2 separate regions of the Homo sapiens genome follow, and region 1 is linked to region 2. Evidence: chromatin loops called from intact Hi-C (ENCODE). Cell type or tissue: heart right ventricle. All regions are shown on one strand. Each heading gives the region's core, and the rest is flanking DNA. Links, peaks and the distances in the headings are about the cores only.

Region 1 (5,384 bases), core at 292-5,291, 55 kb after region 2:
TCCCTAACTGCGGAGAGCAAAATAAGGAAGCTCAATAAACTCTATTTACATAACCGCAGTTAGAATTCAGGTTCCTCTGGGTTATCAAAATTGTTCTTTCTCCATATTAAACCCATCAAAATTAGAAATGTTTCTCCTGTTAGTCAATGCCTTACATTTTTTCCTCATATGAAGACAGATGGCGCAGATATTAAAAGACACTCCAACAAGAATAAAAGAATAAATCTGTAATAGTCAGCATGACCTCTATTTTATTGATTGATTGATGGATTGATTGAGACAGAGTTTCACTCTTGTTGCCTAAGCTGGAGTGCAATGGCACGGTTTCAGCTCACTGCAACCTCGGTCTCCCAGGTTCAAGCGATTCTCCTGCCTCACACTCCCAAGCAGCTGGGATTACAGGTACCCGCCACCATGCCAAGCTAATTTTTGTATTTTTAGTAGAGACGGGGTTTCACCATGTTGGTCAGGCTGGTCTCAAACTCCTGACCTCAGGTGACTGCCCACCTTGGCCTCCCAAAGTGCTGGGATTATAGGTGTGAGCCACCACACCCGACCAGCATGACCTTTAAACACAATTGGACTTAAGACAAATTTAGTAAATGCAGATTTCTGGGGGGGAAGGGGGGAATCTTCTTTTAAAATGCCCATATTTAGTGTAGGTGAAATATACTGCTTATAAACTATTGATATTAGCCTTGAAGAAGCCATTATTGGTTCTTAGTTGAATAATTAAAGCTTTAAAAAGTCTTATAAAATGCAGGACCTATTTGTTCTTTATACAAAATACTTAGTAATTGAAGTCAAGTCAAAATATTCTCATTAGTTCTTTTAAATCATCATGAAGTTCTCTTCATTTAAAAAAAAAAGCTGCTAATTTACTACTTTTCTTTTTTAAAAAAAAATACAGCTAACTCCATAAATGAATATACTATAAAAAGCTGTTAGGTACACCTTAGCCTTCATCAAAGTATAAAGTACACCTCATAAAAGAAGCATACTGACACTTTTATGTTCATCTTAAAAACCAGAAACTTCTAGGAAATAGCAACAATTTGTTTTTTAAAAAGAGTTTGGCAAAAACCATTTCTCTTGGACACCCAAAGAAAGGGAAAAAAAATTTATTAGGTCCAGGAATCAAAGATGACTTGATAGAATTATGAATACATGCAGAATTGGATGGTTAGAAATGAAATCAATCTATTTAGGTCCAGCCTAAGGTTCTGATAGCCAATCAGTAGACACAATCAGAGTAGTAGTATTCCTAAGAAACCAGGATAAATCTCCAATGTGCATGAGTTTAATGAACCAGATAGATTATTGTATCGCCAATATCCACCCTTATCCCATTCTCAGTCAGATGAATTTTCTTGCTCATGAGGTCCACATTGAAAACAGCATGCTCAGAAATGGGGGTCTTCTCGGTGTACTCCTTTCCCAGGACAGGAACTCGTCGAGGCCCCAACAGTGGATCATCAAATCTCATCAGTTTCACTTTGGAAAGGTCTACAACAAAATAAATTATCAATATAAGCATTTAATTACAGTCACTCAAACCCTGGAGCAGTCTGAGAACTCACGTTTTAAATACGCTGGTTGTTATATCTAAACAAAAATATTTTCTTCAGATTATTAAATAAAAGCCACGCTGGGTGCGGTGGCTCACACCTGTAATCCCAGCACTTTGGAAGGCTGAGGCGGGTGAATCACTTGAGGACAGGAGTTCGAGACTAGCCTGACCAACATGGCAAAACACCATCTCTACTAAAAACACAAAAAAATTAGCTGGGCCTGGTGATGGGCGCCTGTGATCCCAGCTACTTGGGAGGCTGACACAGGAAAATCGCTTGAACCTGGAAGGCAGAGGTTGCAGTGTGCCAAGATCGCACCATTGCATGCCAGCCTGGGCAACAAAGTGAGACTCTATCTCAAACAAACAAACAAACAAAAAAAGCAGTGGCCGGGCATGGTGGCTCATGCCTTTAATCCCAGCACTTTGGGAGGCTGAGGTGGGCAGATCGCGAGGTCCGGAGATCGAGACCATCCTGACCAACATGGTGAAACCCCATCTCTACTAAAATACAAAAAATTAGCCGGGCATGGTGGTGCATGCCTGTAGTCCCAGCTAGTAGGGAGGCTGAGGCAGTGGAATTGCTTGAACCCAGGAGACAGAGGTTGCGGTGAGCCAAGATCGCGCCACTGCACTCCAGCCTGGCAACAGAGCAAGATTCTGTCGGGGGGAAAAAAAAAAAAAAAAAAAAACAATCCCAGGAGCAAAGCTAAAATGTAGCAAATCTTCATCCCCTTTCAGCTTTTACCCAGCTCAAAGTGTCAGAGATTCTGACATCTCCTGGAATTACAAACTAAGAGAGAGAAAGAATTGTGTGTATTTTTTAGCATTATCCTATATGGTCTCTCAAATCATTTTTATATGCTTCAATTAACCATTGTACAGAATATCGAAAAATCTAAAACTTACCCCTTTCTTGAGCTCCCTGGAATACACTAAACTTGCAAGAATTGTAGCTTTTCTCAGAGATACTTTTGGATAAATAATGACTACTCTAAGAAATGGCATTACCAGTTTCTCATTTGCTCAAAAGATGAAAGTATTTGTATTAACAAGTTGATGAGACAAGGAGAGCGGGGACAAGGCAGAGAAAGGACAGAAATTTAAGCTTTCAGAATTTTTAGCTGTAGGATGAGGTCTAATACCCACCCTGCTTGAGATTTTCCTAATCTGCTCTTATGCAAGCTGAAAAAATAGCGCCTGACCAAAAAAAAAAAAAAAAAAAAAAAAAAAAGCACCTGTCTCTTGAACAACTTTGTAAGTCAACAATCCTGCCAACAACTGAGCCCAAAAGAAGTATATTTATTTCAGCAATTCTGAGACTTCCCAACATCAAATGGTTTTATTTTATATGGCAGAAAAACACCAGAAATGACTACAAATGCTGATTCTGGGTTTATATCTCATTCGAAGTGTAGCATGGCTAGTTATCCTTAACCTGATCCATAGAAATAGAAGATATTTTCTGAATTACTTCCCATTTCTTTCTGAAACACACCTGAGCTACCCTCCCTCATGTTGACTTGAGAGTACAAAGCTTAGTATAAGAGGGATAAGAGATAAAAGAAGACTTTAATGCAGCTGGCGGCCATGCCAACCAAGAATACAAGTTATCCATGCATTCTGTCCTCTTCGGGAAACAAAGACCGAAGTTTAGAGAAGGGGCTTATAGAACAATTACCTGCGACTACCACAAAAGCAAACCCTGTCTAAGAGTCTTTGGAGAGTTTCTGCAGGGACCATACAATCTATTCCCAGACACAGTACGAGCCCTGAAAATTAAAATGGGAAGAGAGCAGGCGCAATCTTCATGACAGCCACGATCTTATTTTGGGGAAGAATACAATTAATTTTAACAGCTATTGCAATTCAACGTACACATCAGTGGTACCAAATATTTTGCTATAGATGCAGTGACAAGTTCTGCCAGCAGATTTTATGCATAAGGCCTTTTACTGCGGATCTGCCTCTGCCTCTTTCTCTCTCATACACACACACTCTTTCTCTCTGTCTAAAACAGACCTCCCTCATCATTCCAAGCAATTCTGAATCAAACTAGTTCAAAGAAACCTTAATACTCAATCAGGCTTCTAAGTGACAAAACATATTTGCTTTGATGTTTCACCATGTAGTTCATTACTGTCCATAGATTCGTAGAGCTTTCTTACTGGTTTAACTGTCTTTTATCCCAGACTTCTCTTATCATTGAAACTGTTGAAATTTAAGCCTGCAACTACATAAGATTTAAGGCTCTTAGAGAAAAGATGAGAGTGATTCTAAGTCCCTAGGGACTGATAACGAGAAATGAAGGCTTTCACTTCCAAGTTGTTAGTTCACATATGGCATGGGTTGTGAGTGATTCAAATTTATTACCATCAGATAGTTTACTCAGTGGCCTTTGTGGAATGAAATGATAGTTTTAGTTCAGTTCCTCCCGGACCCAGATCATAATTACCCTCAATACAACTGGCACTAATTGGACAATTTGCTGTCTATTGCAGCAAACAGACCAATAACTATGTTACTGAATTTAACTCCTCTTCCATCTCATATACTGAATATACTCAGGCCTTTTAGATATCAAGGCATCCTGAGGGCTTTTGGTAAAGTATCAAGGTTAGATCTCTTCTGCAGATACTTATAGGAATAGCAATTTCAAACTCTCTCTAATGTTTCTATTTTCTAAAATTTACAACAGCTACTAACATCAAACTTAAGACACTTTAGATAATATTTTTCACAGCTAGTATGACAAAGGAGATAAGAATTATGCCAAAGGCTCAATGAGAAAAGACAAGAAATAGGAAATACATTTCAGTACAATTCTGCAGAACCTAGTCAGTGCTATATTTGAGTACATTTAAAACAGAGGTAGATTTAACATAATATAATACAATTTTCAATACAGAAATACATCCTTTTATGTGCTATAACATCATAATAATCCCATCCAAGCAGGGCCGGTGTCTCATCCCTGTGATCCCAGCACTTTGGGAGGCCGAGACAGGCAGATCACTTGAGGCCAGGAGCTCAAGACTAGCCTGGCCAAGTTGGCAAAGCCCTGTCTCTACTAAAAATAGAAAAATTAGCCAGGTGTGGTGGCTCATGCCTATAATCCCAGCTACTCAGTAGGCTGAGGCATGAGAATTGCTTGCATCTGGGAGATGGAGGTTGCAGTGAGCTGAGATTGTGCCACTGCACTCCAGCCTGGGTGACAGAGGGAGACTCTATCTCAAAATAAGTAAATAAATATAATCCTATCCAGTGGGTCCACACACATATCTATTTTCTTTAAAAGCCACTATCATGCTCTTTCTGCTTCTTGTGGCCTATAAGTTCTGAGGATGAAGCTATCATTCTATGGTACCTAGTTCACTGAGAGGACATAATAAATGCATATAACATGATGAAACTTGAAGATATTTTGCTAAGTGAAATAAGCTAGACACAAAAGGAAAAATATTGTGTGATTCCAATTATATGAGGTACTGAGAACAGTCAAATACATGAGGTAGGAAGTAGAACAGTGTGGTGCGAATGTAAATTTGTATAGCCACTATAAAAAACAGTATCGAGGTTCCTCAAAGTATTAAAAATAGAACTACAATATGATCGAGCAATCCCACTACTGGACATATATCCAGTAAGAAATGAAGAAATGAAATCAGTATGTTGAAGAGATATCTGTACTCCCATGTTTATTGCAGCACTATTCACAATAGCCAAGATATGCAATCAACCTAAGTGTCCATCAACGGATGAATGAAAAGAGAAAATGTGGTAAACAATGAAATATTATGCAGACATAAAAAAG
Region 2 (5,384 bases), core at 152-5,151:
AGATCATCTTTGGTCCATCCAGAGCACGAACTCACTTAAGGTTGAAAGGTTCATACACGGCTGAATGTGTGTGGCTCACACCTGTAACCCTAGCACTTTGGGAGGCTGAGGTGGGAACATTACTTGAGCTCAGGAGTTCAAGACCAGCCTGGGCAATATAGTGAGACCTCATCTCTAAAAAAAAAATTAAAAGAACAAACCAAGTATGGTGGCACTTGCCTGTGGTCTCAGCTACTTTTGGGGCTGAGGCAGGAGGATGGCTTGAGCCGGGAAGGTTGAGACTGCAGTGAGCTACAATCTCCTACTGTACTCCAGTCTGGGCTGTTAGTGTCTCTCTCTCTCTCTCTCTCTCTCTCTCTCTCTCTCTCTCTATCTATCTATCTATCTATATATATATATTTGATTTAAAAAACGAGAAATGTTCACACTCAGTCTAGACCACTTAGGTATGCAGAGTTGCATCCTGAAAGCAATTGCTCACACTTTCCTTAATATACTCCCTCTCCACCTTTGCAAAACCTTGATTGGCATGGAGCCTCGACTGCTTGCATTGTATACACATGTAATAAGAAAGCATTAAATCTCTTGGAAATTAGGAATTGACAAGATAAATAGATAAGGCATAAAGCCAATTTTTCACACATTTACAAGAGCCTAAGGACATGTCTGCCTGGTGCTGCTTTGACTTCCCAGGTCCGGGAGGCTTTCTCTTTCTCTCTTTTCCCAAGGTGAGGCTGGCAAGCTATCAGTCTCTCCAGAGCAAAGAGAAATGGCAGGAGAATTGACTGCGTGAACCCCACAGGGCCGTTAGTGGAAAAATAAATGTCTAAATTGAAAGGGTCACACTTGTGTAGATGGTGACTGTCTTGCTTGCAGCAGCTGAGGACACCGACTGTGTTTAGCGAGTGTCCTGCTTTTCATGTACACATCTGGCTTAATAAGAAGTCACGATGCAGACGTGGCCTTGGCTCAGACCCTCTGTGCTGGACACAAATGACTTTGATTCAAACTCAAGTCCTTGGAGTGTCACAAAGGACTAACAACGCTGGCTGGGACAAAACCTACAGCTTCTCTAAATGCTGAGGGGCCCCTATGGAGAAATGGCCCAGTGTGTTTCTCATGGGTGTCTCCTCCACTTCCCCACAGAATGCAATGAACTCCTGATTCCCCAGGTCACCTACAGGATATATGTCCAATGGATGGGGATCTCCTGCCTTCCAGAGAATTTGAGGGGAAGAAATGACCTTTTCCTGAGACAGGACCATCTCAATTTAAAAAAAAAAAAAAAAGGAAAAGAAAAACAATGAGCTCAGGAAGGGACAAAACCAAGCTCTTGGACCTTGCATTTTTAGGATATGTGATCCTTTACCCAAAAATAATGATAGCTAACAGACATGCGGCATTTATCATATTCCAGGCACTATCCTGATACTTTGCACACCAAATAGAATGCAATCCTCACAGCAGCCCAATGATGTACTGTTATTATCTCCAGCTTACAAACGAGAGAACTGAGGTGCAGAGAGGTGACGTGACTTAACTCATCCCAGGCTTTCCAGGAGGAGGTCTGATTCCAGATCCTCTGTCATGAGACATTGCAAAGCCCATCCTCACAGCCCTAACTGTGGAATAACCTTTCCAAATTTGCCTTTGTCTGCTGTTGTGCTTGCCTAGCCCTTGCCACTCACCCTTTCTCCCTGCAGCCCCCGACAAAAAGCAACCCCCACCTGCCACATGCCTAAAGCTTCTGTCAAGATTTTCACAGCAAGTCGCTGGGCAGAGTTTTCCTCTCTCCTCCTCTCTTTCTCCTTTTCCTCTCTCTCATTCTTCTCGGTTGCCTCTCCTTTGTGTTTCTCAATGTCTTCTATTTCCTATCTCTGATTCTGTCATGTGTTTCCTATTTGGTCTGACTGCCTCTGTGTCTGCTTCACGCGCGCGTGTGTGTGTGTACGTGTGTGTGTGCGTGTGTGTGTGTGTATCACAAGGCAAATGGAAGCAATATACCTTCTGACAGCCCCCCTACACACATACACACATACACACTCACACACACCATTCAGCCAGAGAGATATTTGCTGCCAGCATCAGCAAACAGCACTAAAAAAAGAATAAGGTCACCTTTGAAAGACCCGGAGAGAATGTGAGTGCAGTCAGATTAGGAAAGCGCTTGTCTATTCTGGGATATCAGGAAGCACTGCTTACCCAGCCCCACCCAACCTACTGCCAGCCGCCCCTGCTGCTGATCTCTCTGTCCTATAATTCCCCAGATGGATCCCTGCAGAGACCCCTCCAGTCCGGGATCCCCACTCTCGTGGTAGGCTCCCTCAGACGCAGCCCCACCATGGTCCTTCGGCCTCAGCAGTTCCAATTCTACCAGCCACAGGGGATCCCCTCCTCCCCCTCAGCCGTGGTGGTGGAGATGGGGTCCAAGCCTGCCCTCACGGGGGAGCCCGCCCTCACGTGCATCAGCAGGGGCAGTGAGGCCTGGATCCACTCCGCGGCCAGCTCCCTCATTATGGAAGACAAAGAAATCCCCATCAAGAGTGAGCCTCTGCCAAAACCGCCCGCATCTGCCCCACCATCCATCCTGGTGAAACCAGAAAACTCAAGAAATGGCATCGAAAAGGTAGGATCAGAGTGACATTGGGGGCCCAACTCTTTCGATCCCGTACTATGCATAGTGTCTCAGCTCAGAGATTTTAGTGTTGGTGAACAAGGAACCAAAATTGCAGCCTCGAAAGAATCCTCACACATAACACTCCTCCTCCCCAACTCCCCACTGAGCCATGGCCAACATCCCCAACATCACCCACGCCCTCCCTACATGTGTTACTGATTCGCCTTTATGTTTCCTGAATATTTTATACATCTTTTGAGGCCCAAAAGTGGCTTGAAAAAAAAGCATGACTTTGGCATTAGATGAATCTTGCTTTGAATTCTAGCTTTGCTGCTTGCTAGCTGGGTGACTTTGGTCAAAATACTTCACCCTTCTGAGTCACTTAGTTTGCATAATCTGTAAAATGGAGGTAGAAAGAGTAATGGCCACACAGTAATGGAGTGGAGATTAAACGAGATATGTGAAGTGCTTACATAGGGTTTGACACATAATTATGCATTGTATAAAAGGGGCAACTGAGGCACAGGATAATGTAAGTGACATCGAGGTCACACTGAATGATAATGACTCCAACTACCTTATTGTGACCTCTGTGGCAGACGTCAGATCTGTTAACTTCTAGTCCAGGATATTTCCCACTAGAAGACGTGAGAGTTTTTGTAAAAGGCTTATGTTCTCAATAATATCCTTGAAGCAGGAGGAATAGTGGGAAGAGAGGACAGTAAGAAAGTTAGGTGATGCTTATTGCTGTCTTAATTTATGAACATCACCATCATCACATCATCGCCATCACCACCTCCATCACCACCGCCATCAGCATCATTCCACCATCATCGTCCATTCCCCTCAGAACGGAAAGAGGATGCGATTCCCCCATTGGTTAACCAGTTATCGAATACTAACAAGCTGGCAGGCACTGTGCTGAGTACTTCATGTGTCCCATATATTTAATCCTGACAACAACCCTCTCAAATAGGCATTAGTTTCATCCTCATTTTAAAATTAGGAAATGGCAGCTCAGGGAGTTAAAGAACATTACCCAAGACCGCACAGTTGACACATACGTGTGGAGTAGAATCCAGATCTGATGCAAAACTCATGCTCTTACTGCTAAGCTATCAGCTCATAGGGAAAGGTATTGGAAAAAGCACTGACATATATAAAGGTTGGGAGTTCTTATTCTGAATTATAGAAATAATTCAGAGTTTTCTAGGCCCCAGTTGCCCATTACTCCAAGCTTTTAGATACAACTATAAGCATTTCATAAATGCCCAGACCTTGGCTAGATATTAGGAGGATCAGAACGTATGAAGAAACTCAGATCTTAGTGGGGGATACTAGGGTTGCATTACATGGAAGAAAGACATCATTCCTGAGCAGTACCACAGAACGCTTTATTAGGCCCTGAGATAGAGACTGGCTAAAGCAAATACTGTACCTATGGGTGCCTAGCAGATATATAACAGGCTAGGAGATGTGAAAGGAAAGAGGAAGAGGGGGAATTGGCATAAACTGGAGACCTTGCATCTCATATAAAGGGGGCACTGCTTCTCAGGTCCAGCCAGCTGTTGTCAGAATGAGCCATAGGCCCAGTGCGTCAGAGCTTTGATTTTTTTTTTAAGAGACATATGAAATTCTGATTTTTATATGCAATCTCCCAATTTTTATGTGTTGGCGAGTCGATCAAACCCTCAAACATTCTGCAGGCTAAATTCAGCCAGCAGGTGTCCAGTTTGCAAACTGTGCTCTAAGGATTTATAAGGCCATTATGGAAATCTCTAAATGGAGTCATCAGGAGAGTGGCCTCAAAGAAAAGGAAAAACTTGAGATTGGCCTTAATAGTACGTAGAGAGGAGAGAGGCAAGGTAAATTTCTTTAATCTTCCAGAAGGGATCATACCCTCTTGCCTCAGGCTGTTTTTATAGGCGGCGGCCTACCCTATTTCTCCCAGATAAGTCCTAATCCTTTTGTGGTTCTCAATTTAAAGCTTCTGGGAAGACTTCCCTGGCTTCTCCACTTCCAGCTGAAGTTAGATGCTCCTCTGCATTCTCAGCATCTTGTACTTCCCCCATCTTAGCACTTGACACTCATGGTAGCCACAGATATTTGCAGAATGAACACATAAATGAGACATTTCAAGTGGGGACAAGCATGGGGAAATAGACATCTCCCACCTCACCTGTGTCCATTTCCTCTCCTTTCTCTTGCAGCAAGTCAAAACCGTGAGATTTCAGAATTACAGCCCTCCTCCCACCAAACATTACACCTCCCATCCCACCTCCGGAAAGCCTGAACAGCCAGCCACCCTCAAGGCGTCCCAGCCTGAAGCAGCGTCCTTGGGCCCAGAGATGACCGTCCTATTTGCCCACCGAAGTGGCTGCCACTCCGGACAGCAGACAGACCTCCGGAGAAAGTCAGCTCTTGGCAAGGCCACAACCCTGGTGTCCACTGCCTCAGGCACGCAGACCGTGTTTCCCAGCAAATGAACCTACGGGTGGCTTTTCCTAGACCCCAAAGAGGTGAATTGCATTTAAATACAGTCTGCCTCCACTGAGGGCATCCTGCCATTCTTTGGGGACTTGAGCATGGGTCCTTGTTCTTCCTATTTCACCTCCAGGAAAGCAAAAGTGGGAGCAGAAATTCCTGCCCTGGGTGGGAGGATAGATGGCGTGGCCTTCCAAACATACAAACATAATGATTTGATGCCACAAAGCTCGCTTACTCAGACCAAGGAGTGAAAAATTGTCGTGCCCACTTTATGCCCCAG

What was found. A loop is a pair of places that touch in the nucleus more often than their neighbours do. Peaks named below come from ENCODE experiments on the same cell type or tissue, not always from the same donor. Only the 100,000 strongest peaks of a DNase experiment are listed, where the experiment ranks them.
Region 1: a loop joins it to region 2, with 2.2 times the contacts of the local background. A loop is called at or near these places in 14 of 110 quality-filtered maps.

Annotation. Positions count from the first base shown.
Region 1 is chr5:146,112,806-146,118,189 of GRCh38, forward strand. It overlaps LARS1 (leucyl-tRNA synthetase 1), which reads right to left. Exons shown (of 32, transcript NM_020117.11): 32 at 229-1,506. The coding sequence ends at 1,301. Among named protein-coding and RNA genes, the nearest start is that of PLAC8L1, 9.9 kb to the left of the region's middle. RefSeq lists an enhancer at 2,867-3,036. In heart right ventricle, for the core only: no CTCF peak of the experiment used is centred there; no DNase peak of the experiment used is centred there.
Region 2 is chr5:146,057,599-146,062,982 of GRCh38, forward strand. SH3RF2 (SH3 domain containing ring finger 2) reads left to right here. Exons shown (of 10, transcript NM_152550.4): 9 at 2,268-2,626; 10 at 4,828-5,384. The coding sequence ends at 5,103. All of the region lies in intron 1 of LOC107986458 (a long non-coding RNA gene), which reads right to left. Among named protein-coding and RNA genes, the nearest start is that of PLAC8L1, 45 kb to the right of the region's middle. In heart right ventricle, for the core only: CTCF peaks have their summits at 2,442 and 4,339; DNase peaks (open chromatin) are centred at 1,973 and 2,383; H3K4me3 peaks cover 3,837 bases; H3K27ac peaks cover 4,650 bases.